3 separate regions of the Mus musculus genome follow, and regions 1 and 3 are each linked to region 2. The links are chromatin loops, found by intact Hi-C in ENCODE. Cell type or tissue: heart. All regions are shown on one strand. Links, peaks and the distances in the headings refer to the core of each region. The heading gives the core; the rest is flanking DNA.

Region 1 (7,789 bases), core at 1,329-5,328, 490 kb after region 2:
GACAGAGGCAGGAGGATCTCTGATTGGAGGCCCGGTCTACAGAATGAGTTCCAGGATAGCCAGGGCTACACAGAGAATGAATCCTGTCTCAAAAAACAAAACAAAACAAAACAAAATAGGGGGGTGGGGGAGAGAGTCAAATAGCATCTGGGAAAGTCAAAGGCAGCAAGAGTTCCCGAGGTGGGGGAGGGGTTTGCCTGGATCCCACGGGAGCCCAGCTGCCTTGTTCTTTTAGGTATGTGATTTTGCACTGGTAAAAGTGGCCCATGATTTCTAAAGAGGAATGCACTAAAGGGCAAAGGAGATGGCATTGATCTGAGGGTCTAGTTCTGCTTCTCAGCAAAAAGGCAAAATGCGGATGTCATCTTGCAAGCTTGGCTCAGATTGGAGGGGGTGAGGGTCAAGTACAAGAGAACCTTATTGCTGAATAGAAAGGCAGAGGGGCTCAAGGGTTGCGGATGCGCAGCAGGAGGACAGTCCCTTAGACATGCAGGCAGGCCCACTGCCCATTCTTTCCTCCCCAGACATCCCTAACCATTCCTAACACTGGTTTCCACCTTCCTCCTCCTCCCTATTGCCTGATTCACTGCCTCTCTTTTTCTCTCTGTGTCGTCTGTCACTCTCCCTCTAGACACCAGCCAGTAAGCCAACAAGAAGGAAACCACCTTGCTCCCTCCCCCTGTTTCCCCCCAAGGTAGAGCTGGGCCAGAACGGTGAGGAGGTAAGTGCCGCCCTGGGAGCACGGCTGCTGCCCGCTGCCCTGGGCATGCGCACGGCTGCTGCCCGCCGCCCTGGGCACGCGCACGGCTGCTGCCGGTGGGTTTTCATCCTCCTTGTAACAGGAAAGAGCTGCAAGCATCACAGTTTCAGGCCTTGACGTTGCCACAAGGGTGGCTTCACCTCCGGTACAGGAAAGAGTCTCTCTTAATACTTCCTGCGTCTTTCACTGTGGAGGCTAGCTCTCCCTTAAGCCTCCTTAAGGGATCAGTCAAGTACCAGAGCCATTTTTCAGTCCCCAAGTCTAAGGGTGGTAGAGGAGGTGTAGAAGGGTCCTTGGGGAGAGAAGCCATGTCCTCAGAGGCAGAGAGCTACAGTGCTGGAGAAGTTCATGGCCTCTCCATAGCCTTTGTAAAGGCTGGCCATTGTTCTGCATCACTGGAAGAAACCCAGAGCACACAGGAGGCCTCCTGCCTCTCGGATATAAATAGCCAGTGCTGCCGACTAATGAAGGCTCTGGTGTTATAGATCATAGCCAGTAATAGAGCCCCAGCCTTCATGCTGCCCAGTCTTATTTATCTAATTGTAGCTGTTAGAGTAGCTGCTGCAGGCCCCAACCCAGCAGCCCGGGAACCTTCGCTGTGGTCACGGTCACGGTCCTGCCAGAAACCAATTTGCATGTTGTCTTCAGGCCGCAGAGGCCAAGCCCAAAATAGAGCAAACAAGCCAAACAGCTCAGTTCCCAAGTCCCACCTTAGCCCCTCTTCTTCCCTTCCCTTCTTTTCTGGGACCAGCATCCTCATAAAAGGCACGGAGTACCCCTGTGAACTTGGGACATTTTATCCCCTACAAAGTGAAACGTTTGATGTAGATGAATGGTTTTCGAGCCTTTTGTCAGCCCCAGGGCTCACAAGCAGAAGTGCATCAAAAAGCAAAGAACCCGGGCCAGCAAGAGGGCCCAGCAGGTGAAGGTGCTTACGTGCCATCAAGTCCATTCATTGGCCTGAATCCGAGTTCTGTCTTTAGTAACCACATGGTAAAAGGAAAGAACCCACTCTCAAAGGGTGTTCTCTGACCTCTACACGCATGCAGTGACACACGTGCAACACACACATACACACACACACAATAAACAAACAAATTAATACTAGATAAGTGTGATTAAAGAGCAGTAAACTTGGTACTTAGATATGGCTCAGTGGTTAAGAGCACTGGCTGCTGTTTCAGAGGACCTGGGTTCTGTTACTCCAGTGCCAAGGAATCTGATGTCTTCGTTTAACCTCTCTGGACATCGGTGCACAGAGTTACATGCAGGCAAAGCACCTGTACACATAAGGTTTTTTTTTTCAGCCAAAATAAATTCTGAAACATTTAAAGGGCCGAGAAGTCACAGCTACCCCCCCGTTGAGTAGGTGCGGAGTCCTGGGTCCACCTGCTCTGGGAATAACTTCCCCTCCACTGAACAAGGGTAGTCTTGTGAGGTGAGAAATCCCAGGGGCTGAGTTTAAGAAACTCTGTGTTTTTGTTGGGTCCCCACCAGTGCTGTCATCATGGTGCTGTGACTTCATGGGGTTCCCAGACAAAGCTATGACCAGCAACTTCTCTTTACTGAGGGTCAACTTCTCCTAGCAGCTCTTCCCTGCTGAGCTTGGCACCTCTGCTGTGGTATAATGGGCTGTGGCTGCGGCCATCTGAGCTGTCCCCTGATAACCTAGGCTTGCCCCAAGAGGACTCATTGCTCCACACTAATACCTTATTTGTAAAATGAGAACGAGAACATCAGTGGAGGGGGCGGGGGATGCAGAAGCGATGCTCATGGGAACGAAAACAGATGCAGTGGGTCGGGTTTGTAGTGACTAGAGTATACAACTTCATTTCAGGGACTTTATGAGAATAGAAATTTAGAGCTTTCCTTGAAAAGTTAAACTCGAGGAATGGCCAAGGGATAGAATGGTTTTAGATTGAAAATCCATTCTGGAGTGAGATGCTGTGTGTTCATGACAACATTGCCCCCAGGGTTAGTCACTTTCTTTTTGCCTTGAAATTTACAGAGTAGGGCATCACGAACCACAACAGTGATGCCAGCACTTCGGAGGATTGCTAATTCAAGACCAGACTGGTCTACATAGCAAGCTCCAGGCCAGGATGTCACAATGAGACCTCTGTCAGAAAGAGGGTGCAGTTCACCTGCCTGGCAGGACTAAATGGAGGTGTTACAAGCCTTTGTAGTGTGTGCAGCCTACAGGAGCACCTACATCCCACAGGCACAGACGTTGCTCACACATGGGGGTGGGTAGGATGGCTGGGACTCCTATATATTCTGTGTCTGAGATGTGGAGTCAGCCCCAGAATTTCACCTACAGACTACAGGCAAAATGACAAGTTACCTTACCTGGGAAAACCAAATGACAGGGTGTTGAAAGGACATGAACACCACTCCATCCAAAACTATCAGATCAACAACTTATATCATAATACATTATTGGGATGGTATAGCAATACACATAAACATAAAAATGTATGAACACCACGTTGGTTCATCTCCACTGACTGACTTAGTCCCACCACTGGCCTGATGCCTGTGATTAAATTATCAACTAAATGTTGCCATCTGCTGTCCATGGTGTGAATTACATTGGCAGTTGTACGGGGCTTCATTCTGTTTTGTAGTCAAATCAGTACAGGGTCCGCAGTCCGACATCTGCTAGGTCTCTAGTACTGAAATTATATCACCTAAAGTGAACTTTGGTAGCAAAATTTTTGCTGTAGTTTCTAAAGCTGAAACTTCCAAAACACCATTCCCTTGTGAAGACCAGAAATTAAGAACCTCCCAGTTGGGACAGGAGGATCTTGACACTCACTAGAAACAAAAGGGTCCATGACTGACTGCCTCAGCAAAGTGTCTGACGAGGGAGACTCACAGCGATAATGGCAACCCAGAGCTTGAAGGGAAGGCCTCAGCATCCTTTGCCTTAGCCACCACATCCTGACAGGACAGGCATCCATCTGCCCACCAAAAGCAGAGTCAGAAGGAGGCAGGTCTCTGAGTCCCAGTCATCCACTGCCCCACTGCAGCATACTCTCCCTCGACACTGGGAGTCGACACCAGCTGAGTCGGTCTCTCTTCTTCTACAACTATAATATAACCAGATGTCTCAGAACATTACCCAGAGATCAGCAGTACTTCTCTTCTTATGGTTTCCATACACTCATATATGGAGACAGGGGTGGGTTGGAGTGGCCCAAACTATTGGAGAAACCCCTCCCGTGCTTGGCCTTGTCTATCAACCTGAAAGGCGTTTTCCGTTTCTTCACCCTCCCTTAATCATTACGTGGCTGCTGTCCTTCTTGCATTGTAGTGGGAATTTAGAATAAAACCAGGCACCAATCTGGAATTATACATATTTATAAATATGTAATCTGGAAGCAGGAATGATTCCTGGTGTGCACTGATCACAAAAGTAATTAGCAGAGTATACATAGTAGAGAGAGCAGCCTCTGACTGTTAGTTATGGGAAGAAACTAAATCACCTTCATCCTCATATAACTAACACAATCCGTGGTGGGATTGGTAGATACTTAACACACACATCGGCCTGTTTATATGAATATTCAGTGTTGGGGGAAATTCTGGCATATGAACCACGCTGTTGGTGGAATTTTCCAAAGTATTAATCCAATGGAGGGGCTTTAATAATACCTCTGCCTGATTTCATTCCCAGCCTGTGATTTATTGCTTTGTTTGTGACCAGAGAGTGGATGGCCATTTTGCCTTTGGTCTGTGAAATTCCCTCCAATTGTTAAGTTGCCTCGCAGAAGGCCATGAGGTGAAGGCCTTGATCCCCACAGACGTAGTTTTTCCTCCTAATGACAATGAAGTCATTCTTCCTGGGATGGGAGGTTTCCTGTGATATGAATGTCTGCCCCGACTTCTCAGCTCAAACTCGTGGTCTTCCTTGTGATGAGGTGAGGGGGTGGGAACAGCAGGCCTGTCTCCTCTAGGCCTGAGGTAAGTGGTACGGCACCAAAGCGGTGATGGCTTAATAGCCCACCCTCTCTTCTCCCTCCTCCCTCCGCCCTCCTCCCTCTAGCTCACTTGGTCATTTTGGTCTGTTTGTCCTGTAGAAATCACCATCCGGCGCCAGCCACCCACCTAAAATCAAGGTGAAGAGCTCACCCCTGATCGAGAAGCTTCAGGTATGTGCAGAACACATCCTGCTTCCCACACACTCCCGTGACATGACATGACGTGACGTGACGTGACGTGACATGTATGGTGCTGCCCCTTCCTTCCTGTTATCACATGGTACTTAAAAACAAAAACACAAACAAAAAGTATGGCCTGGGCTTAACAGTGCTGTTTCTCAGCTTGTGAGTTTTCTATACATCCAGTTCTGTCCTTCAGAGATTCTCAAGGCCATCAGTCTTGCCTGGGGGCGGGGTGGGGGGATATTGTGATTTGGGGTATTTATTAACCAAGCAATGCATGAGAGTAACCAGAAATCATCTATAGAAGATTGTGGAGGTCGGACTAAAAGTTGGGACAAATAGAGGACCAGAAATGGTATTTAGATTTGCTAAAGCTCATACGGCAGCTATTAAGAGAAAGATCCTGTATTTGGAGTTGGGTATGTGGGATTTTCTGGTGCTCCATCTGCCTCTCTTGCCTAGTCCCCTCTCTGGGAGGTCCTCCGTCTGACCCGCCCAGTTATATCAGAAAGATTCTATTGTGTGGGATTGGAACTACAGAGAGCAGAAGCAAGATGTGTGCCCCTAGAGGGCGCTAAAACTCTGTGGCCTGGTGATGTCGAGTGCTTGCTTAGTGTGCAGATAGGCCAATTCAGTTCAAAGTTCTATTCCTAGCACCTCAAAAATCAGCATGGTGGAACAAGCCTGTGATCCCAGCACCCTAAAGGTAGCAAAGGAGGCTCAGAAGTTCAGGGTCATTCTAGGCTAATTAGTGAGTTGAAGGCCAACCTGAGCTCCGTGACACCCTGTCTGGGCTGTTCGCACGTAATCCCTCCATAACCTTCCTGCTCTAACATCTGTAAGGTTGATTTGGGGCCTGCCACCTGTTCCCCAGCCAAATCTGTAGATTTCTTAGGCTTTAGTTACCTTTGAGTAACTCTCCCTTTGGTCTTCGGTGTCCCTTTATATCCATGTTCATCTGGTGTCACCTGTATCGTGGTGACTGGAGGGCAGACACCCTGTAGACTGCCGTGTCCATCAGTGTGCTGTCTCTAAAGACAGAACTCTCCCTGGAGGCTCGAGAGACAAGGAGGCCTGCCATGAGCCTCAGGTGATTTAAGCCACCTTCCTGATGTGCCAGGAGACCAACACTGACCGTGTAGAGTCTCTGCAGAGGCAATAGCTGCACATGGCAGATACTATGAGCAGCAAATGCTCCTGGCTAATGGGGGGATGACATGGGTGCCAGATACTGCAAGAGCCTGAGAGGTGTTGGGTGGTGGCGACACTCCTCTGTTGTCACCACTACCACCATCATCATCATCAGTTAGGGTCTCACTATGGAGCCCCAGCTGGCCTAGACTTCCCAGACTGACCTCAAACCCATGGAGATCTGCCTGCCTCTGCCTTCTGAGTGCTGGGATTAAAGGCTTGCAGCACTATGCCAGGCCAGGGCAGTTCCATTCTTGTTGGGCGTGTCTAATAGTGAATCCACTTCATCCTGATCTGAGCATCCAAGGTGTCGGGTAGGCCATGCTTCTGGAACAGCCACAATGTAAGTGACAGCGGATGATTGGTTGGGGACATGAACACAAGCTTGCTGATAGCTACCCTCAACCAGCTGTGAAGCCAGTGAACAAACACAGCAGAAGCCCTCATCTTCTCCCCTTTCTTGGCAGGCCAACTTAGCCTTTGACCCGGCAGCTCTTCTGCCTGGGGCTTCACCCAAAAGTCCCGGACTCAAGGCCATCGTATCACCATTTCACAGTCCCCCTTCCACACCCAGTAGCCCCGGCATCCGATCCCACCCAAGTGAGGCAGAAGAGGTGCCTGTGAGCTTTGACCAGCCCCCGGAAGGAACTCACCTGCCCTCTTACAATAAGGTAAGTTACTGCTCGCTTGGACTGTGGTGTGCTGAGGAAACTTTTAAGTGTTCAAACTTTCGACTATTGTAAAAAAGACATCACCTACAGGGTTTGGGGGCCATCATCACAGAACATGAAGCTCACTATTGGTCAGCTGTTAGCTGCAGGGGTCTGCTGTCTCACAATGCCAGCTGCAGGGATGCGCTTGAAAGGAAATAAAACTTGAGACATGTTATTCATGTAATTTATGTCAAATAGCCCAAAGAGTTGTTTGTGAGCTTTGAAACCTGGGGCTAAGAACATAGCAGAACAGGCCAGGACATGCCCGGGCAGGCCCGTCATTACATGTCCTGACTGGCCTAGTGCCTCCCTATCTCCCGCCCTTCTGACAGTCTGTTGATGTTTAAATGGACCAATCATGTAAAACCTCGCCAATTCCTCCCCCAGCCCCACCCCTTTTCTATAAAAACCCCTAGCTTCCAAGCCTCGGGGTCGAAACCACTGTCTCCTGCGTGAGATACGTTTCGAACCGGAGCTCCGCCATTATGGCTCCACCATGTGGTCAACACCTCTGTCTCCTGTGGGAGATATGTGTCAGCCCGGAGCTCTGTCATTAAACTACCTCATGCTTTTACATCAAGATGGTCGTCTGTTCGTGATTCTTGGGTGCTCCGAACAGAAATTGAGTGGGGGTTTCCCCACTAGGTTCTTTCACGCTCTCTCCAAGCTCACTCTCCTTGTCTTTCACACGGGTCCTAAGGACCCAAACTCAGACGCTCACTCTTCCTCTGCAAACGCTTTGCTCACTGAACTGCCTCCGCACATTGTTAACACAAGCAAAGCATTGCCATCTTCCTGAGACAAAAATCTGCAGCTCACCAAGTCATTCTACAAACCTCCAATGAGATTCTCAACCTTCCTAAGACTGCGACCCTTTAAGACAGTTTCTCATGGTGTGGTGACCATAAATTATTTTGTTGCTACTTTATAACTATAAATTTGCTACTGTTAGGAATCAT
Region 2 (7,789 bases), core at 2,264-6,263:
AAAGAACAAGCCCCGGTGTTTTGCACAGAATGCTTAGCGGGATTCACTTCCTCCAGAGGATGGAGGGTGGGAAGAACAGAAGTCACGTGACCTCTACCATCGCCTGCTCTACGCTTCTGGGAACCACTGCTGTCCTTGACAGCTGTGAAGTGGGGTGTACAGGCTTTTGTATGGAAAACCAATACTCGGAGGGACGGTCCGAGGTAGCTCAAGGGCGGGGCTGTGTTAGTAGGACTGGTTGGTCAGCCTTTGTCTCTCTAGCAACCCCACGCAGTCAAGTGCCCCGTTATGTGGGATACACGGCCTTCCTGCTGCCCCCTCACCTGGCTGGGTGAGGGGCCGCTGCTGGTTCTGGGCGTTGTAACTCTTCCAGCTGTATTGTGGGCTCGGAGAGCCCTCTGCAGAGTGGCATGTCAGCTGGATGTTGTTCCCGATCACCATCTCCCCTTGGATGCTGCAGTCTGGCTTGGAGGGTGGAACTGTGAAAGAAAGGGACCACAAAGAGAGACCTGAGTCGCCTGGAGACAGATACTACCCATCCCGATATCTCTCAATCTATGGAGGAAGAGAGAGAGAGAGAGAGAGATTTAATATTATAAAGCTAATTCATCCCCAAATACCTGCTGTCATAGCACCCTCTCTAAGAGGCGGCCCCACAGGCTGTGCTACACAGCAGCTCCTCCCAGCCTAACAGTAGCAACTTCATCAGAAAACCTGTGAGGACCTATCAGAGACTTTCAAGGCTGGTCTCACTGGCTGCTGCTGGGGAGGGTATTGAAGTCTCTCACCTGAGATGCCAGCCACTCTGTCATATACCAATTGGCCATTTGTAAGTAATCATGTTCTAACTGTTCCTGGTCTTGTCTCAGAAGATGCTGAAGTACACGGAGTGTGGGATGCATTTGAAGTGGGAGTTGTCCATCTATACAGCGATGGAAATTTGTCCACACTGAGATGAGATTCAAGCACCGTGGCTTGTGGTGGGCTCGCCTAAGCTTTGCATATAAACACTGGGAGTTCTCCAGGCTGAGCTTCCATAGAAACACTTCGGTTTGTCTTTTGTGTCCTAAAGAGTTTGTTTGAATCTCCCCAGGGAAAGAGTCACCACGGGCTGGTTGATAGTGGCTTCTTGTGTTCTATGAACTCTTGGGTGTTTGAACATGATCAACGTAGCTGTTATACAGATGGGGGCCACTGGAGCACACAGACAGAAGGGACACTTGTTCTTGGGCTCTGGGAGATGTGGGACTAGAACCAAGGTTTCCTGACTCCAGACCCAGTGTTTGCTCTATTGTCCCAGGTGAGCTCTTTCTGCTCCTAACTCAGCCAGGGTCCCCGTGTTCCTGATCTGTAAAGTCAGGGGACAGCAAGCCCCTGTAGGAGGCCATATGGGATTTATAGGTATATTATTTCCAATGCTGTTTTTTTTCTTTTGGAGGCATGTAGAATATATTTTTATTCTTTGAAATCTTCATACATGTATGCAATGTATATTGATCATGGTTTCTCCCCCACCCCACCCCCATCCGAGTCACTCCCCCTGGACAGCTCCTCCCTCCCTTCTGGTTTTAATAATGCCTTGGAACCATAGGGCAGGCAGGTTGTGGGCTGACGCCAGCCTGGGTTCCTCACCCTAGGCTAGACGATCTCTGTATCCCTCTGCTTCTTGGGACTGTTCTCTGTGGATCCACCATTGCCCTCTCCCCTACTTTGCATTTTATTTTTATTTATTTTATTAATTTATTTGTAATTTATAATTTATTTATAATATATTTGTTTACAATATTTATTTATAATTTATAGTTAATTTTCTTTTATTATTTATTTTATTAAAAATGCAATCAACGGGACCCCAGGTAGTGCAGAGCTTCCCCACTGGGTGAAGAATGTGACTGAAGACATGGGAGTGGGCAGAGGTGACCAAGGAATACCAAAGGCAGGGGTTTATAAATCCCAGCAGCCACTGCAAAGCATCCGCACTAGCTTCTTGAGACTCCAAGCCTGTGACTTTTCCTCAACCTTGTCAATGTCACGTTGGGTGGAGTGGGTGGCTCTGTAGACGTTATTAGGTTCTGCCTAACAGTTCTGGGTACTATGGTGGCACTCTGAGTCAGTCAAGGAATCTAGTGGGGGTACAGAAGACAACGAAACAATGGCAGAGCAGGAGATGGGACTTCTGGGCCAGAGAACCATGACCCAATGCATAATTCTGGGCTGTGGCCTGAAGGTCACCATGGTGAAGGAGGTGACAGGAATTAGAGCAGAGACAAGCATGCCGAACAGAGGAACAACATGTGCAAAGGCTCAGAGGCAAGAAGCAGGAAGAATCCATGAGACTCCAGGAAGCATCGTTAGGGGCGAGGAAGGGAGAGCACTTGGTGGAGGAAGTTGTCTCTGAGGTCCTCCGACCCTTCTACCTTTGTCACATGCCATTTTGGATGGCTTGCATGCCCAGTTCAGGCACATGGTCACCCATCTTGAGGGTTAATGCCAGTCTTAACCCACCTGGAAGTTGTCAGAGGAATTGTCCCCGACTCCTCTCTTCCACTCCAGCAGCTGCATAATTTCTTCTTGGAAATAAGCAGGCTATTATTAAGAGTGCCTTGCATCTGCTGACACAGCTGGGCCAGCCAGGTATGGGGCGGATGGTAACCACCAACCACGGGGACACATTAGAGGCACTCCCGAATCGCCAAACAAAACCCTAGCTCCTGAGGATCAAAGGCCAGCCTGCAGGAGCAGGTGAGCAGAACACCTGCCAGAGGTTGGCTACTTAGGCTCCTGCAGCATCCTGCCCGCCCGCCCGGGAGTTAGCAGACCTGAGACTGGCGGTGAAGGGGAGGCGAACCTACCCTCTGAGCATTCCTTCCTGCTGTGGTTCTCTCTCCCTCCTGGGCCGCACACCAGAACCTTGCAGGGCCCTTACCTAGCCAACCTCACTCTCAGGCATGCCTTTAGCAGGAGGCGCAGCGGCAAACTCCCATACACTCATTAGACTAAGTGGTGGAATAGCAGAGGGACACCACCCACCCCCCAAGCTAGTTTTTGGTTGGTTGGTTGGTTGGTTGGTTGGTTGGTTGGTTGGTTGGTCGGGGCGGGGTGGAGTTGTCGGATACAGACAGAAGTGGGAAGGAAAGTGCCAGAGACCAACTGCTGAGGCGTAAAAGGCAAAGGCGCCTGTTTGGAAAACTAGCACCTGCTTCATCCACTCCTTGGGTGTGGTCTGAACAGGAACTCCAGAAACTGCCCGCCAGGGTGATGGCCAGCAAGAGAGATATGCTTTCAAGAGGACTGAGTCGAGATCTTTCGCTCCAGGCCCTTGACCACAGGCTCTAAACTTCCTGCGGGCCCTGTGCCAGGCACACCCGGGCCCTCTCTCTCCAGATCTTCAGCGCCCCAATCACAAACAGCCGGGATCTCGAGTTAGATCTAGTTTAAAGAGCCCGCGGGCGGGAGCCAAGAGGACTGGCGAGGGAGCAGAAACTCACAAGGGAGAGGGTCTTGTTCTCACGTGGCCTGTTTTACAAACAGAAGGTTACCTGAGTAATTACTGAGGGAGAGGCCATGGAGGGTGGGAGGGGATGTGTTAGGCTTCAAAGCCTCTCAGATGCCGTCTGTTCCCTTTGAAGACGTCAGGGGGCGCCAGAGGCCAGGACAAGGATTTAACACCTGCCGCACAGGCTGCTGAGTCTTCTGACTTAGGGGCTTCCTGCAGGTGAGCTAGACAAGGCTAGCTCCCCGGGGCTAAGGTCGGAGTTTCCTGCTAGCCTCCCCAGAATGAGCCGCCCCGTATAATTAAAGTCATTCTCTTGTAAAAATTATCTAGTTATATAGACACCGAGAAAGAAAACTTTTCACAAAGAATATTGCTGGGTTTATTAACATGTAATTTTTTTTAAAGCAAGAGGTTAGTTTCAACGAATTCCATACTCTCATATTAAACGTGTAGCCTTAACTCTTCGGGTTAATCTGATTGTCTTTAAAAGTAGGTGGTCCTTGATGTACGGGCCGGAGTTTGGTTGGAGGACCAGCAGAATCAGGTTTCAGATTTACACCGATTCTTGCCATTTGTTTGAAATCCTCTGTCAAAAAAGGCAGGCCAGGTATTTAAAGAACCCAAATGTTATACAAGTCTGTGTATATATAATCCTCATATGTATATATAACTTATGATTTTTATTCATACCTCTACACAAAGTGAGATAAAGGGGTATATTGTAGTATTGCTTGTTCAAACAAGAGCTAAAAAAAAGCGTTGAAACCTGAGGTGTTCACGGTGCGCTGTCAAGAAGCAACTTGCTAAGTGCTTTATAATATCTCACGTCTTCACAGGAAAGAGCAAAGTGTCTGAGTGTGTGGTGTGCGTTGGGAGAACGCCGGGCGAAGTCTAAGACGCCTGCCTGCATTACCACTGGTTGCCACATGGTGGCGGGGTGGAAGAGGTCTTGCCTATTCTTTAGGCAGCATTAGTTGATAACCGCAGTGTAGTCTGACACGCTATAAGGCTTTCTATGAGTCCAACAACTACCACATACAATTTAAAAGAGCTTCTGCCAAGTAGTGTAAAGGAAAAAGAGGAAAAAGGATCCTCTGTTTTGATGCACAGAGATGCTACCTCCCAGAAGTGGGGCCTTGCTCACACTGCACATAGACTAGATTCTCATTAAAGCAATCCCAGTAACTGGTTTGAGGCAATTACTTCCTGTGGGCCTCACCTACTCAGAAATTAAAGCAGATGAGTTTCCTCGCCTCTCCAAAACTATAAATTCCAACAAATTCTCCTGTGAAAAGGATGCTATCCTGGGACATACTTCCCATTGGTTGGCGACTGTGCCTTTGTTAGAGGAAGGGTGGAAAAACTGGTGTGGAACAGAGTTGAGAGCAGGGAAAGAGTCACCTATGGGGGTCACGATTGGCCCTGTGAGTGCCACACAAGATGAGAACCCGTGTATTGCTTGGGGGATCCCCTTCACTTCTTTTCAGTAATGAGTTTGGAAGGGGAAAGAAGAGTTGGTATGGAGGGCAACGAGCAACGGGAGCAAGGGGTGACTCCAAAGCCACACCTCTGCCCTCAGAAACACCCTGCTAGCCACCGAGAACCCCCGGAGAGCATTTGAGAGACAGAGGGAGAGACAGAACCATGGCTCTGCTGCTGACAGCGCCTCTCTGCCCACCCTCCTCCCACAGGAAAAGACAGAGACACTCACCAAGGACCAAGAGGCGGACTCGAGACTTGGCGTTGACATCCTGGTCCGACATCAGTGACACGGAGCACTCGTAGGTGCCATTGTCGTCCATGGTCAGCTGGTCGATGGTGATAGAGGCATTTGACAACTCAGCATCGTTAGATACTCTCACTCGATTCTCATAACGGTTCCCATAGATGTATTTCTTTGTCACAAAATTCCAGGTGACCACTCTTTCCTGAGAGAAAGAGGAAATGTCTGTCAGGACCTGGTGTAGACCTGCCCTGACTCAATCTTCGTCCCCCAGAGCAAACCAACAACATGTCAAACAGAAGGGCAGTACCTGCTGGTAGATTCCTCTTGTTATCTAGCTAGATAACTTTAGACTTTTAAAGATTTGCTTTTGAGCTTTAGGGACTGGGGTTGTAGTTTAGCTGGTAGTACTTGCCTACCACACGTAAAGGCCTGGATTTGATCCCAGTGCCGTGTAAACTTGGTGTTGCGGCGCGTGCCGATCATCCCAGCATTCCAGAGGTGAAGGGAGGGAAAAGTTCAAAGTCGTCCTTGGCTATGTAGCAAGTTCTAAGCCAATCTGGGAGGCATGACACACTGACTCAAAGGAAAAGCACAAAACAGCACCGAGGCACACACCCTGGGAGACCAGTGTGCACAGAAGCACACACCCTGGAATACCGGTGTGTAAATGAGGCTGGCTCGGATCCCAGCACTCACATTTGTGACCAGCCTCTCTCTCCTTGGTTCCCTCTCAGCCCATGGTTTATTCTCACCCATCCCTTCCTTCATCCAACACCCACAGTGCACCACCATAAGCCAGGTACCACACTAGTTAACCACTGAGTTCCAGCTCACTTGGTTCTGACTATTGCCCTTGGAAGTTGTTTATTTATTTATTCGTTGGTGTTGACGAGGCAGCACATTAACAGCTTAGACCACAGGCACAGACCAGGCTGCCTCAGTCAAATCCTCACCCTGCTGCTAGCTGAATGGCCTTGGCCGCTCTGAGACTCTCTTTTCTCACTACAAAATGGAGATGTTGATGATAATACATCTCCTAAGATTGTGCTGAGAGCTAAAGCTGATAATACAGGCAGAGCAGTTGGGGTCTGCCTGGCGTTGTTTCTACCGTGACTAGCCATTATGTCGGTCCACCATGTCCAGGGCATACAACCCGTGAGTTCTTCCCTCAAAAGTGAGTTTGAAACCAAGCAACCAGGGTATCTCATGATTATAACATAGACTGGCCACTTGGGGGACGATTCCTACGAAGGCTGATAGCTGCTTTGAATCTCGAAAGGCAGCTGTGCATTAATCGCATAAAAAGCTAGAAGGCTGGAGCAGCGTGTGTGATATGTTAGACATTGGAGGCAAAGGAAAAAAAAACAAACAGCAGAAATCGGCAGTGACAACCCCAAGGGGCACAGTGTGAGTAGTGACAGATTGGCGAGAGCCGAGCTTGGACAATAAAGGCCATAACTACTATTTACGATATGTATGTCATTATGCTGCGCACTGTTCCAAGGACTGGATACTTGTTATCGCATCTAACCCACACACTCGTATGCAGTAGACCTTATGATCACACCCACCATTTTACACGGGAGGAAACAGGGATACCACGAGGCAGATTAAGTATGTTCTCCAAGTTGACATGTTTAAGTGACTAGCAGGGCTGAGATGATCTTGGCAACTCTGGCTCAGAGCCTGAACGCTGCAGATTCTACCGAGTCACATCTGAGACACTCTGCAACACTAAGTAGTTCACAGTTCACCTCCAAAGCAATAACGTACTTTGCCTTTTGCTGATGCTTGAGACTGTGGAGCGAACCTCGCTCGGTCCTTCCACATGCGAGGCAAGAACTCTACTGTCCAGCAGCATCCCTGACTCCAGAATTCTGTATTTTGGGGGTTAGCTCTTTTTCCAGAGCACAGATGAAAAGGGACAAGTTAAGAGGTAACCAGGAGGGGCTGGAGAGATGGCTCAGTGGGTAAAGACACTTGCCACCAAACCTGACAATCTGAGTTCAAGTCCCAGGAAAGAGGGAAAGCTGCCATCTTACTTCTACATACTCACCCTGATAAATAATTAAATGAAGTCTTTAACTTAGAAAAAGAAAAAGAGTGAAAAACCATGATTATTGTCAAATCGGGTTGTGGCAACACACAGAGACAAAAATGAGTTGGAGGGGCAAGAAAACGGGGGACACATGAAATTGTGGGACCAAGATGCAGAGTTAGAGAGCAGCTAGTCCCAGATTTAGGGCTTAGGCACGAATGTTTGCCGGTATCCTTCCCAACAGAGTTAAGACACGAGGAGAGTGCTTTAGACAAAAAGTTTGTGTTCTGTTTATGTGCAGGACGCCTGAAGCGGAACACCCATGGCCATATGGGACAGCTGAATGTCACTGTAACTAGACAGGTAAGGAGTTAGGCAAGAGATAACAAGGAAACCATACGATGTCATGGTAGCTGTGTCTCCCGTGGTTAGATTGCCCTTTGTGGTTAAACACACTGGGAGATGCAGTTAGCTCTCCCTGCTGTATCAGAGATGAAGGCACCAGCGCACTTTCTCATTATCATCCACG
Region 3 (7,789 bases), core at 1,329-5,328, 370 kb after region 2:
GTCCTACTTGGATCCATTCTGTGTTCTGTGGTCTGTGTCTACTGTAGATGCTGTTCTAGAAAAACTGCTTCTCTCCCCACCCCAAACTCAATTTCTGTTACTGGCAGCCAAGTGATTCTAATTCATGTATTGGGAATTTTGGACATTGAATAAGCTTTCTATCGCCACATAATGAATTATCACAAACGTAGTGTCCTGAAACAGTGCAGACATAACTTTACCATGTTCCAGGGCAGAAGGACAGACGCAGCATGCCGGACAGACAGACACAGCATGCCGGCCTGGCTGTTGTCATGTTACAGGACAGAAGGACAGACAGACACAGCATGCCGGCCTGGCTGTTGTCATGTTACAGGACAGAAGGACAGAAACAGCCTGCCGGACAGACAGACACAGCATGCCGGCCTGGCTGTTGTCATGTTACAGGACAGAAGGACAGACAGACACAGCATGCCGGCCTGGCTGTTGTTTGGAGCTGAAGCTCCAGCTGTTTATCCCTAACTCACTGGTGGCTAGAAAATTTTCTTACGCTTACAAGAATGGGGTCCAGATGTAGCTCTCGGCTCCCAGAGGGCGCCTGCAGCTTCTTGCAGTATAACCTCCTAGCCAGTTTCCCCAAGCCGACCACAGCACTCTCTGCTTTGCCCTTCCGCAGCTACATGGAGGAAAGTCTGCATGGACGGAGAATGCTTATATGAGATTAGATCTGACACACTCAAGTCAATCTCTCCTTTTCCCGTAGACCCCAAGAGAAGCACAAGAGTACTGGCTCTTCCAGGCCCAGGTCTTCTGCCATCAGGAAAGCTACACTGTTGTACACACTGCATTGTGGCCGTCTTGGAAACGACCATAGCATCTTGTCTCCCAGAGAAGTGCATCTTTAAAAAAAAAATAAAAATAAACTTCTCCCCCTTGTGAGCACCGGGCACACCAAGTGAAGGATGCTCGCCACTTTTGCCCAAAGATGAAGCCAACACAGAGGTGGGCAGAGTAAAAGATGCGTAGGAGACTTTCAATGCAACTGTTCAGAGCCTGGATTGCGCCATGTTTAAGGGCCCCGCTCCATGGGTTTTTTCCATTTTATGAAAGCTGACTTTGAATGTGCAGTTTGCACTTGAAGTGCTCTTGATGTTACAGACACTGAAAACATAGTCACGGAAGCTGTGACTGACCTGGGTCCATTTTACTCCGAAGCTAATTTTAGTTCTCCCTTCTCTCAAAAGACCAATTAAAGCACATTATTTTTTTAAAAAATCTGTGAAATCTTGTGGAGGAAAAGCATACCCAAGGTCCAAACACACCAATAAACATAATAAAGGAAGAAATAATGTTAGAACATTGCACAAAGAGATAGAACAAAAATGTCTTCAATAATCTTTGTGAAAGATAGCAAACAGAAGCAGGATTGTGGATAATATCACCCGAGGACTATCAGGAGATAAGTTGAGCGATTGATTGGCAGCCCAACACTTTCAACTGGAAATCAGCCCGTCCTGTCTTCCATGTGAATGTCATTTTCACATGTTGTCACTTTAGTCTTTTTAGATGACCCAGGAAGACAGCCATTGCGGATGTGCACGTTCCATTTTATAGTTAAGGAAATTGAAATTTTACCTGCTATCCCAAAGCTGGCAAGTGGCCAACTCAAGACCGGAAGTCACGTGTCCTGGGTGGTGGTGCATCACGGTAGCGGGAAGACTTGGGGTGTAGAGTGGCAGGCTTGGGTGAGAAAGGACCCCACTAACTGGCTTTTTGTCCCGAACTTGCTGACCACGTCCAACTTCCTGCGTAGCTTTTATCCATTTTACCCACGCAGCTGTGTATTGAAGAATGGACAGCTTGCTTCCTGGCAGTTTTTCTGCATCATACGTCTGTATACCGAGGATGCTGTGGAAAGTCGGCTCCCTTCACATACTCCAGGGGAGGTCGGAACTGTCATCACTATCTGGGAAAGGGATGCCAGGGGATTATTAAATGCTTAGTCGAAGAAGCTCTGGCAAGAATCTTCTAGAAATGATGGGAGCTGAGAACGGACATGCACGGTCTCTGATGAGGGGGGGACTGAAAAAAGGAGGTTGTGGACAAGTCCTATGGGAGCGTAGACCACACCGGAGTAGGGACCTGTCCACTTCCTCTTCTTTGTAGTTCTTTCTTGACTCAAAGTGCCTGCCTCGTCTTCCTTATGAACAGATAGCCCCGGCTTCAGTGACTGGTTCAGCCTCAGAAGCTCAGAGGTAGCTAAGCAAAGGAGAAGTCATTGAGATGAGAAAACTCTAAGCCTGAGACCCCGGGGAACCTGAGGAACCAGTTACCACATCTTGCGAGGAGGGGATCTCTTCAGTTCCCCACCTCTGGCCTGGCTTTGTTTTCATGCTCAGTTCTGATTCTCCCAGAAGGTCTTACCCTCGGCTAGTGCCACAGACCTATTGGTTTTAAGAGAGATGGGATCTGGTCCCAGCCTCATCCGTTACTTACTGTGTGACTTTGAACAAAACAAACCAAGAAACTCACTCTCCCTCTACAGGCCTCTGCGTGTCCCCTGAAGGGGCTGAAGTCTCTGGCCTCCACAAACTGGTTTCGGGTTGGACCCTGTATCTGAGGATAATTTTTCTTGGCCGGTTCACTGCCATCAGCTGGCACCTTCCTTGACCTGAGCCACCGGGTGAACTTCCTGCATGGAGAATCAAGCACAGAGTCTGAAGGTTCTACCCAATCCCATGACGCTGGAGAGTTTTTTACTTCGCGTGCGTCACTTTTTTTTTCAATCCCCAAAAGGGAGACTAGATCCGCTCACCCGTGCGGTGTGAGGAGGCTGCTAGAAGTCCTTGCTGAGCCAGCCTTGCCTCCTGGAGAGCCGCACAAACAGGTCCCCAGCAGAGATCGCTTGCTCTGCCAATAATCCCAGAGCTCCACTTCTGGATACTGCTAGATACACTTGGCCTTTCCTTAGGATGGTCATTTCCTTAAAGGGACGGAAAGATGTCGCTAAGAGGGACCCAACTCCAGCAGAGCAGAGAGACTGCTAGCGATAGGACTAACTTCTCCCATCCTGGGGAGAGGGGGTCGAAGGGCCGCCCCAGTTAGCACCTGCGCGCGGCTCCACAGCGACCTCCAGCGGCCATCATGTCAAACTGCAGCTCCCAAGTTTTTTGTTTTTTGTTTTTTTGTTTTTTGTTTTTTTGCCGCCCCCTCCCTCCCCCACGCTCTAGGGTTGGCAGTCTAGCCTCTCAAGTCAGACCCCGGAATCCCAGACCGAGTCTCTATAGGCTCCTCTTCCATAGTACTCACAGTGAGGGTGCGTGTCACCAAAGCACACACAACAGTTGGAACTCTCCCACGGCTACCGCATCACTTCCTAGATGTCGGGTTCCAAGGTTCTGCGCTGGTCTTACATTCTGTGTAAGGACTTCAGGCCATTCACAACCTGATTGACAACTGAACAAAAGTCATTATCTAGCCCAATCCTGGACTTAACCCTGGTGATCTCAGGCTAAGCGATTGGGTTGAGATTTGAACACAGTCTGGCTTCAGAGCTCACAGGACTTATCTCCCCCTGCCCTCCCGCAACACAACACACACACACACACACACACACACACACACACACACACACACCATCAAAGATGTCAAAGACCTATTTGTGAAAACCTAGCTTTTTTAAACACATGGCCCTCCCTGTGTGTGTGTGTTTTCCTTCCACACTACAAACCTTTAAAAACAAAACACGAGGCAATGCATTTCTTTAAAGGATCCACAGGGACCTCTAGCGTTGCATTCTTGAATCAAAACTATAGGATCTGATACGGAAATGTGAGGACAACCTCAAACCAGCTCTTTGGGTAACTAACCTCTTCCATAAAATTAAAAAAAAAAAATCAAAAAATCACGTGTGCCTCACCTGTTTCTTGGTCTTGTAACTAGACTTAGAAAAAGAGCACCACGCATAAAATTAAATGCATTGAAGCTGTGACTCTTACTTCAAAAAGTACTAACATTATCAATTGGCATATGAAGTAAAGAAACAGGACTTGCCTATCTAGTATTTACTGAGTGTTCACTCTCTAAGGTAGCCTCCTATGTGTTTTTTATGTGTTAGTTTAGAAAAATAAACTATTTTAAGGAAGGCTCTCACTATGTAGACCAGGCTGACCCTGAACCCACGATTCTTCTGCCTCAGCCTTCAGTGTGCTGGGTAACTTGGATTCTTTCTACAAATAAGGAGGAAGGGATTGTATTATCCTCCATTTGGTGGCTGAAAACTCGGTTGCTCCCTCATCAGATGGCACTTGTTCAATGAGAACCACCCAGCTAAGGCTGAAACCAGCATTTGAACCTAGGCCCATGGCAGAGCCAGAACACTTGACTTTGAAATTAACTCTCCTTCTGCAAGGCTGCCTTCGGAAGGCTCACAGAGAGGATGCTGTTGGGACTCCCAATGCATGATGGTTTCTTCTCTGTTATCCCTAAGAGCAACCAACTGCAGGCAGGGTGCAAAATGATTTGAGTTTTGCTAATTTGTTCCTTGTCCTATGAAGTATTGTCCTTTACAGATGTACCAACATAGCTCAAAGAAATAAAGAGACAGATTCAAGACAACATGTCGTCTGCCCAGATCTGGTCAAGAATTGGGGCTCCTGCAGTCTATGTTCCTAACCTTAGGTGAGCTATGCCCTGCTAAGCTGTTTCACGGGCCCCACCATGGCCCTATGTGAGGACCTTCCTCCCTCGGCCCAAGGCTCCCCTGTCTTATTGGACTTCTCTAGGATTCTATGCACAGGTTCAAAAGCATGCAGCATAGGAAATGTCCACCCAACACAGACTCTGTCAGTCCAGAGTGCCTGTGTGGTTTTAGATGGGACTTCCAGTTTTTAAAATGGCTAGAAATATGTTTCTGTCTATGGCAGCTTGATCAAAATCAGGCAAAGATGAATCCAGGGTATGCAGACCATTAACAGATGACCCTTGGTGACCAAATAAGGAGTGTGTGCTAACTGACCTCAGTACATAGATATAACATGTTGGACTACCACTCTCAGAAGAAACTGATTTGTTCAATTGCCCTGCAATCATCCACCAAATATTTCTCTTTTATTTTTTTAAAATTGCATTTAGTGTATGTGTGCTTGCATGTGTATGTGATATAGATAGATAGATAGATAGATAGATAGATAGATAGATAGACAGACAGATAGATAGACAGACAGATAGGTGTTTATCTGTGTGTCTGTGTGCATGCCACCACACACACATAGGATAGATGCCAAGAAAGCCAACTAAGAGTTTATTGTGGAAGGACTGGAGACTTCAGCTAAGTAAAGTGAGTGCATATTATAAACACCCTCCAGAGTTTGAGTCTATGAGAATCTATGAGATTTTGGTTAATATTAGTGCTAAAGGCCTAAGCTGCAGATTACAGAGGGTCTCTGGACTAGACTGCCCACAGATTGCAAACAAGTTTAATGGGGAAGCCTAACTTAAATGTCTGTCCCTGCTGTGGAGAGATCTGTGTGTAGATTCGGGCTCACACATCAATTAAAAAAGCTAAATATGAGTTGGGATTGCCATGAAGAAAGAGAAGAACATTCTACACAAAGCGCATTCCAGGCAGATTGAAGAATTGAGGGTGAAAAAAACAGAAAAATGGAAGAAAGCCCAAACTAGCATTTACCAAAGTTCTCAAAGGCAAAGAAATAAATTTCAAGAAAAATAAATATGTTAAGAGGGAAATATTCAATTATGTAAATTTCCTTTGTGGAAAAATTTAAATCTACTGATATTAAAAACAATTTAAAGGGAAAACAGTTCTTACCAGGTGTCGACAACAAAAATTATTTACTGAAATAAATACATAATATTCACTAAAATCAATTTTTAAAAATTATCCCCAAGGGCTGGGTGGAAGGGTGTATACTTGGATGAGAAGGACCCTGGGTCCCACCCCGAGAGCCACCAGGAGGGAAATTAAAGTGATTCTCAGGACCACTGAACAACTAGCATAAGCTGACAATTCACAAAGAAGAAAAACAGCTGGCAGAACACCTTAAGAACTTTTAATATATTTATTTAATGAATGCATTGTATATGAATGTCATGGTGCATGGTGGGCACAGGACAGTTTTTGTGCCAACATAAGGGTCCCAGGGATTAAATTCAGGTCATCAGGCTTAGCACCAAGTGCACTGACGTCATTTCATTGGCCCAAACTACTATTTTATATGTTAGAACCTAAACTCACTGATTTAAATAATGCCGTAGTGCTTTTCCCTGCTAGATTCTGCACGGAATAAGCAATGTGACGTCTTGGAGCTGTTAGTTGATATCAATCTCTAAAAGCAATCTGCAACATTCTTGGAAATTCTATAACCTAAATGTTTAGAAAGTAAGGAGAGGAAGACAAGGAAACTAGGGTGGCGATCCCCATCAGCCTTTGCTTGTTCAGTCTGACCCATCAGTTATCATGACTCCTCTCAGGAGTACCCTTCAAAACTCTCCAAGTCCCCGTGATTCCCAGGGCAGAGCGCTGCACCCCCATCTTCTGGAAAGGACAATGAGACACAGGACCTGGGCTCAGTCACTGAGGGCACCGCACTTCCAGACCTACTTCATATTCAGGAATGAGTAAGTCCGGACTTGAGCAAGCACCATCTTCTTTGTTAGAATTGCTGGCTGCAGATAAAACTAAGGAAGAGGTAAGCAGGGCTGAGAAGAGGGTGTTCAGAAGGACTGTTTTATTTTAGGAAGAGCAAACTCCTCCACTTTGTTTAAATTGCTTTGATTTGAGACCCTGTGATAGCAACAGAGTCCCAGCACGGCGGCACAGCAGCACCCTCCCTACCCCACCCCCAGCCCCACCCCCAAGCAGATGGTTATTTTGTAGCCAGGGGATGAGGAAGATTCCGCAGCTACTCTGTTACCCTTGACTACTGTGGCTTCTCCTCAGGTCACATAGGTCCTTTGCCTTTTTACTCAATTATCCTCGCAAACAACTCCTAGGAACATAAGGAACTCAAGATGGAGGCGAAGCCCTAGCACTCAGCCTCAGTACCCAGCAATCCTGACCACATTTAAGCAAGTCATCAAAGATTGGGAAGAACTACAAAATGCTAGCAGCTAGGGTAACTGTAGGCATCGGGTCTTGATTCTCTCTCTCTCTCTCTCTCTCTCTCTCTCTCTCTCCCTTCCTTCTCCCCCTATGTACCCTTTCCTTTCCCCCTCTCTCTATCATGTATGCACCCTACAACACAAAGGGAAAAAAACGATTGCTTCATATTCTTTTCTAAACTTATCATTTGTCTTCTCAGATGAAAATACAGCCCATCTGTTTTGAAGAGTTTGGAAAACACCACAAAAATACTGGCCAATAAACTCCCACAGAGTATTATTTTCTCAGCACTGAAACAGCTCATGAATGCGCCATTATAGAAAAGTAGTCTTCAATTACCTTGCGATTCTGTCTGAATACTACTAAGAAAGGCACATGATCCCGGCAATCTCCAGTCAGAATGGTCCTGTTTCACTGAATCGCGCCTCCGTTCATAATGGATCCCCACCCGGACGTAATCCCAAGGACTTTGAACCTGGGCTAGAAGACAGATTAACCGATTGTTGGTCGTGGTTTGGCCAGGGAAACATCTGCTAAATGCAACCAACTTACCCAGCTAAGACCCTGGTTCAATCTCTCTCTACCTGCAGCAGGTGAGGTGTGAGACCCAGGGTCTGAAGCAAAGTCCATGGTGTAAAGGAAGTGACCGAGCCTTGAACCTGCCAGTGGCAGTGTGACACTAGGCCT

Evidence for each region. Peaks named below come from ENCODE experiments on the same cell type or tissue, not always from the same donor. Only the 100,000 strongest peaks of a DNase experiment are listed, where the experiment ranks them.
Region 1: a loop joins it to region 2, with 2.5 times the contacts of the local background. A loop is called at or near these places in 11 of 42 quality-filtered maps.
Region 3: it touches region 2 in a loop (6-fold over the local background); 37 of 42 quality-filtered maps call a loop at or near these places.

Annotation. Positions count from the first base shown.
Region 1 is chr1:165,656,498-165,664,286 of GRCm38, reverse strand. It overlaps Rcsd1 (RCSD domain containing 1), which reads left to right. Exons shown (of 7, transcript NM_178593.3): 3 at 632-721; 4 at 4,843-4,914; 5 at 6,585-6,788. Among named protein-coding and RNA genes, the nearest start is that of n-TPcgg2, 18 kb to the right of the region's middle. In heart, for the core only: a CTCF peak has its summit at 3,336 (motif pointing left); a DNase peak (open chromatin) is centred at 3,336; H3K27ac peaks cover 1,093 bases.
Region 2 is chr1:166,150,203-166,157,991 of GRCm38, reverse strand. It overlaps Gpa33 (glycoprotein A33 (transmembrane)), which reads right to left. Exons shown (of 7, transcript NM_021610.2): 3 at 5,208-5,424; 4 at 324-479. Among named protein-coding and RNA genes, the nearest start is that of Gpa33, 24 kb to the right of the region's middle. In heart, for the core only: a CTCF peak has its summit at 4,416 (motif pointing right); DNase peaks (open chromatin) are centred at 3,611 and 4,401; H3K4me3 peaks cover 765 bases; H3K27me3 peaks cover 1,340 bases.
Region 3 is chr1:165,775,993-165,783,781 of GRCm38, reverse strand. It overlaps a transcript of Cd247 not described here. Among named protein-coding and RNA genes, the nearest start is that of Cd247, 8.8 kb to the left of the region's middle. In heart, for the core only: CTCF peaks have their summits at 3,110 and 3,778; a DNase peak (open chromatin) is centred at 2,871; H3K4me3 peaks cover 1,293 bases; H3K27ac peaks cover 1,078 bases.